2 separate regions of the Homo sapiens genome follow, and region 1 is linked to region 2. The links are chromatin loops, found by intact Hi-C in ENCODE. Cell type or tissue: right lobe of liver. All regions are shown on one strand. Each heading gives the region's core, and the rest is flanking DNA. Links, peaks and the distances in the headings are about the cores only.

Region 1 (2,922 bases), core at 281-2,780, 140 kb after region 2:
GTGGATTTTCTTTTCAGATATGCTGTTAACTGCTGAATTACCTTACCCCTTATGAAACACAGGACCAAAGATGTGGACTAGTATTGTTTTAGGATGAAGTTAAATACTCAGAACTCTCTCATCACCATGATCATAGTTCTTTTAGGGCACAGGGAAGGTAAATCCATGAGGTTCTCTGCTAGCATTTCTAGGAGAAATTTCCCTCAACTTTCCCACAGGAAGGATAGATTAGAGAATGCAATGACTTTCAGTAAGTAATTTTTGTCACCTGTTGTCCTTGTGGATTGGAGGCAGGTAGTGAGAGAGACGAGAGAGGAAGAGAAAAAAGAAATAAAAATTAAGCTAACGAGCTAGCACACTTAGATAGGAAGCAGGGGATTATTTTATGGGTTATTTCTGTGGCTAGAATTGACCACAGGGCATATATTTTGTCTAACCCTACCCTAGCTGGTCACAGAATTTTGCTGTTTCTGTTGTATTGGAGTATAAGAAATCAACATTTTTATAAGTGAAAAGTGGTTGAATATCAGAAATTTCATGTGGTTCAAACTAATATATAACAACATGTAACACACTGTAGGATGGCTACAGTTGTAGAGAGGTAGGGTGTGTGTGTGTGTGTGTGTGTGTGTGCCCACACACGTGCAAGCAAGTAAAAGGTGGGAGGGGGGAAATAGAAACTTGTGAGCATATTATATTCCCTTGGGGTACCATAGCTGAAAACCTCTCCTCTCGCCTGTGGTTTTAGTTATTCAAGATCAAATACAATTGTCCTGGTATGTTTTCACACTTCCATATTAATACAGTTGAGACAGTTTATGGGGTGAGTTAAAAAATAAACCATCTTGACAGAGATTACCATTGGGGATAATAATCTAAAGTGAGTGTTGTCTAAAGAGTACAACAGAAATAGCAGAGACTGAAATGCGGCCACCCCTACATTCTTTGACAGTGGAGAATTAGGGGTGTGACATCTATCCTATAGGCTGAATAAATGCAAATTATTGTTTATCTTAAAATAGGTTTTATGATATTTCTAGTGAAATAACCAGACTGTGCTGATTTGACTTTTTGTCTTTCTTAGACGAGCTCATCTGCGCCTTTGTTTAGAACGCTTAAAAGTTCTGATTCCACTAGGACCAGACTGCACCCGGCACACAACACTTGGTTTGCTCAACAAAGCCAAAGCACACATCAAGGTGAGAATTTTTACTTTCAGATTTGCACAATTCCCTCAGTTCTGGTTTAATTATTGGCACTGATTCCTATTCATATACATCAGCTAGTTCACCATGCCCTCCTTAATAACTGACCTCAAGAGAAGTCTTTCTAAAAACTTACCAGCTAATCTGATGGGAACAACATAACCTGATTAAACTAAATTGTTTTGACAGCGTGGCCATTTGAAGAACTGAGAACACTAGGAAAATAACAATTACCCTCTTCATACTCGGAAGGCAGTTGTGCCCTCTGGTGGAGATGACTTCATTTGGCTGTGTCCTTCCGTATTTTTCCATCAAATACCATACTAGAGGAAGTTTCTCCGTGGAGATTACTTTACAGACTTTTAGAAGTCCATCTTGTTCAAGTAACATAGCATTCATTACATACACACAAAAGTAAAGACAAAACTATTTTTTATTTTTAAAAATATGTATTTATATGCATTCTCATTTTGGAGGCTTTAAAATGTATTTATATATTTTTATACACACTCACACATGTATATTCATTCATGTTTTCTCTGCTAAAGGAGGAATCAGTTTTATTGTTTGTACTGGACTATACACAAATGTAAAAATCATTTCATCATTTCAGAAACTTGAAGAAGCTGAAAGAAAAAGCCAGCACCAGCTCGAGAATTTGGAACGAGAACAGAGATTTTTAAAGTGGCGACTGGAACAGCTGCAGGGTCCTCAGGAGATGGAACGAATACGAATGGACAGCATTGGATCAACTATTTCTTCAGATCGTTCTGATTCAGAGCGAGGTAGGCAGCTTGCCTCTTCTCTAATGAAATACTAAACATCTCTGTATCTGGATTTAGGGAAGGTATGTTGGGAGGCACTGTATTTGCTTTCTTTCTAGCCAACAGAGTAACATTGTAGGTTTTATGCAATCATAATATTGTCTACAGCAGTGCCAGTGTGGACTATAAAACTTTTTGTTTTTTCCTTGAAAAAAAATATATTTATATATTTATATTATAAATTATATAATGTCCCTCAATTTAGGTTTGTCTGATGTTTTCAAATGATTAGATTGAGGGTATACAGTTGGGGTAAGGAATATCACAGAAATGATGTTGTGCCCGGTGGCTCATGCCTGTAATCCCAGCACTCTGGGAGGCCAAGGCGGGCAGATCACAAGGTCAGGAGATCGAGGCCATCCTGGCTAACATGGTAAAATCCTGTCTCTACTAAAAATACAAAAAATTAGACGGGCGTGGTGGCAGGCGCCTGTAGTCCTAGCTACTCGGGAGGCTGAGGCAGGAGAATGGCGTGAACCCGGGAGGCGGAGCTTGCAGTGAGCCGAGATCATGCCACTGCGCTCCAGCCTGGGCAACAGAGTGAGGTTCCGTCTCAAAAAAAAAAAAAAGAAAAGAAATGATGTTGTGCCTTTCTCAATCCATTGTGTCAGGAAGATACACGATGTCGAAGTTTTTACTACTGGTGATGTGAATTTTTATATGTAGATTTTAAAGTACAACACCCTTTATTTCTCTTTCCATCTATCCTAGAATATTTATCTTTGACAGAGTTAAAGAACAGAAGTCAACCAAAAAAGAATGGTTTGAATTTTACTGATTGTTCTTCCCAAAGCTTCCACCACATCAGGCTTCATATCACATTAAAAGATCCCAGAGGTGAACACTGGTGATTTGAAGTCTTACATTTGGAGAAAGGAGCTCATGAGCTCTTT
Region 2 (2,922 bases), core at 268-2,767:
CTGGGTTTATAAAACAAATATAGTGACAGTCCCCAGCCTGGACCTGGAGCTACAGTTCTGCTAGACTCTTCTCAATGGTTTTCTGGCTGTGTTCTGTCCTTCCTTGAAGACCATTTTCTTTCATAGACAGTCAAGATCTAAACTAATTGTTTTTTTTTTTTTTTCCAAAAGCAATAGCTTCTGAAGATTTTCACTAAGCAGGAGCTAGGGAGGAAGTAGTTGTTGCGTGCTATAACTCACCCCTTTCCTGTTGAGTAATGCTGTAGAGGTTGGATTCAGTGGCAACTGGCTTGCTAGACTTTGACTTCAGAGTAGATGAGCTCCTAGTTTTATGAGAGAACATGTAGATACAGCCAGCTTGTTGGCATGCACAGGCAGTCTCTTCCAAAGGTGTTTGCTGGACTAAGGAGTTAAAGTTCAACATTTCTTCCTACCTGATTTCTGTTTTGGAAATGTTGGCTTCAATTGTTTCAACTGAAATAAAGGTCATTTGAGGCTATTAGGATAACCAAGACTGTATCCCAAATATTATCTACTGGTCCACATCGCGGGGAGGGGTAAGACTCACTGCACCCGGATGTTTGGGTATCTTAAGCCTTTTAAATTATTTAATTTAAAATATCCTGTGTGGTAATTGAGATGTTTTGTTTTTAAATTATTTTTAAAATAGTGTTTTACTTTAGAACATATTTTCAAAATATGAAATTTTTTGATATGTAGGTATGGTCGTGTGTCTCCATTTTGACCTTTAAGTTAATATTGAGCAAGGGTATATGCACATGTACTTGCCAAAGCCAAGCTGAGCATGGGTCAATTAACTGCAGAGGAACAGGGCAGGCTGGGTGGGGCAAGCTCAGGAATTCTACCCACTCACTGAGCAAAGTCAGGCACTGGGGGAACAGCTTGAGCTGGAGAGCTAGTAGGAAGCCCAGCCCAGCCAGTGAAACATGGAGCCTCGAGAACATAGCCATCGGCCAAAAGCGTAGTCTGGTAAATGGTCTGCATCAGGGAAGTGGGAGTCCCAGTCAGGATTCTGGAGTAAGAAAGCAGGATGGCAGAAGCCCAGTAGCATGTGTAGGAGTGCCAGCCACAGGCTTAGCTCTAAGAGCAGCGCTTCCTCTACTTCCTGTGGGGTAATGGCAAGATCATGGCAGGACCTCAGGCTTAAGGGGCCTGGGTATAGTTAGCAGTTCCTCAAGACAGGAACTCGGATAGAAGGAAAATGACAGATGGGAATCCTGTTATCAGAACTGAGGTACACAATACTGCTCAGAATTCCAGAAGCCAGGCAGTGCTCAGAGCCAAGACAAGGTCAGGACTGGCCTGGGGACAGGCTTGGCTTGGTGCCCAGTGAGTCCCAGAGCCAGGAGCTAGAGCTACCTCAGTTCCGCTGGCCTCATTAGGACTAGTCCTGGACACCACAGCCAGGTAAGTCGGTCAAGTGGCCCTAGTCGTTGTGGGAGAGGCACACTGCAGAGACAGGGAAGGGCCCTGACATGGCTTTCACAATGGAAGCAACCCTGTGTGATAACAAGACAGCCACGTAAGAGTGGCTGCAGGAATGAGTTAATATTTCACACCAGAACCTACCTGAGGACTAGCAAAGATGAATAAGCAAAGGCCAAGTGCTACTGAAACACTCGCTGTGAAGATGGCCCCATGTTTCCTGTGAACTAATTTTCCAATCGGGAGGCAGTTTCACTATAGAAAAATTTAGCTCCAGTGATGTCTCTGCCCTTCCCCGCCCCCAACCCCGCCACCCTCTTACCAGGAGTCACTATAAGATGCACCTCAAGAACACTAATTGAATAGAAGAGAATCGAAGACAGTGGTCTGTGTTTCCTCCTCCTATAAAAAATGAGGCTATGATTTTATGCTGGCAAAACACCTTCGATTCCACATGGCGTCCTCCATAACCCTCTGGTTGTGGCAATAGCCGTTTGCCACTGAGTCAGAGGCCTCTCTGATTTGTCTTGCCACATCCACCCAAATAATGACCTCTCAGTTCACTCCTCCAACCTGCTTCCGGAGAGAATGGCTTCCTTAGGACCGTACCTGTAGCAGCTCCAATCTGTCATCATCTGGGGGACTCAGGAGCCAGCTGCATGAGTCATCCAGTCCTCTACTCCCACAGTTGTCCATAGAACACCTAGCCCTGCCACCTGGCAAGCCAGCCTTCTTTCCCACCCCATCTTCCCCAACCTGGGTACCCAGCAGAAGACATATACCCTCCCAGTGACCGCCTTAGCTCTCCAAGCACCCTTCTCCACCTGGGCACACTGATAGAGGATGTTTCCTTTCATCAAAATGACTTCTTCCTTTACCAAACTCCAGTAGCACTTCAGGATCATACTTAGCCTGTCTTGTAAGCATTATTGATTATGCATCTGTCTCCCCTACAAGATCATAAGCTCTGGGAAAGCAGGGACTGTATATACCTTGTTCATCCTTTTGTCCTTCACCATGCATGGCCAAAAATAGATTCTTCCTTTCTGTTGCTCACAAGGGACAACACTGTTCATGTTGGTGACATGTTAATAACATGTACATAGCAGAAAGATGTTCTCATATATCTTAAATAGTGAAAGTCAGGAAGTGGCTTAGGGTGAAAATCCTCCTTGGAGCCATTAGTCTGATCTATAAAGCTAATAATAATAATAGCTACAGTTTATCAAGTGCCTACCATGTAGGCTTTGTACTACATGTTTTAATTACATTATCTCATTTAATCCTCAATCATGCACTATATGGTTATCCACCAAAGGGGGAAACAGGTTTAGAGAGAGGCTAAGGAATTTTTCTCATTTCACCACTTAGTAAGTGGATTCAGACTCTTAAGTCTGTTTCTAACTGTTATGCCAGGTTATTCACTGAGTGCAGCCTTCTTGCCAGCTGGTAGGAAAATCAGGTATTAGAGCTTGC

The links. Hi-C counts contacts between places; a loop is a spot of excess contacts. Peaks named below come from ENCODE experiments on the same cell type or tissue, not always from the same donor. Only the 100,000 strongest peaks of a DNase experiment are listed, where the experiment ranks them.
Region 1: a loop joins it to region 2, with 4 times the contacts of the local background. A loop is called at or near these places in 107 of 110 quality-filtered maps.

What each region holds. Positions count from the first base shown.
Region 1 is chr10:110,278,096-110,281,017 of GRCh38, forward strand. It overlaps MXI1 (MAX interactor 1, dimerization protein), which reads left to right. Exons shown (of 6, transcript NM_130439.3): 4 at 1,085-1,199; 5 at 1,819-1,990. Among named protein-coding and RNA genes, the nearest start is that of SMNDC1, 25 kb to the right of the region's middle. In right lobe of liver, for the core only: a CTCF peak has its summit at 1,476 (motif pointing left); a DNase peak (open chromatin) is centred at 1,476; H3K4me3 peaks cover 545 bases; H3K27ac peaks cover 567 bases.
Region 2 is chr10:110,141,081-110,144,002 of GRCh38, forward strand. No RefSeq gene overlaps it. Among named protein-coding and RNA genes, the nearest start is that of MXI1, 65 kb to the right of the region's middle. In right lobe of liver, for the core only: no CTCF peak of the experiment used is centred there; DNase peaks (open chromatin) are centred at 331, 881 and 1,341; H3K27ac peaks cover 1,095 bases.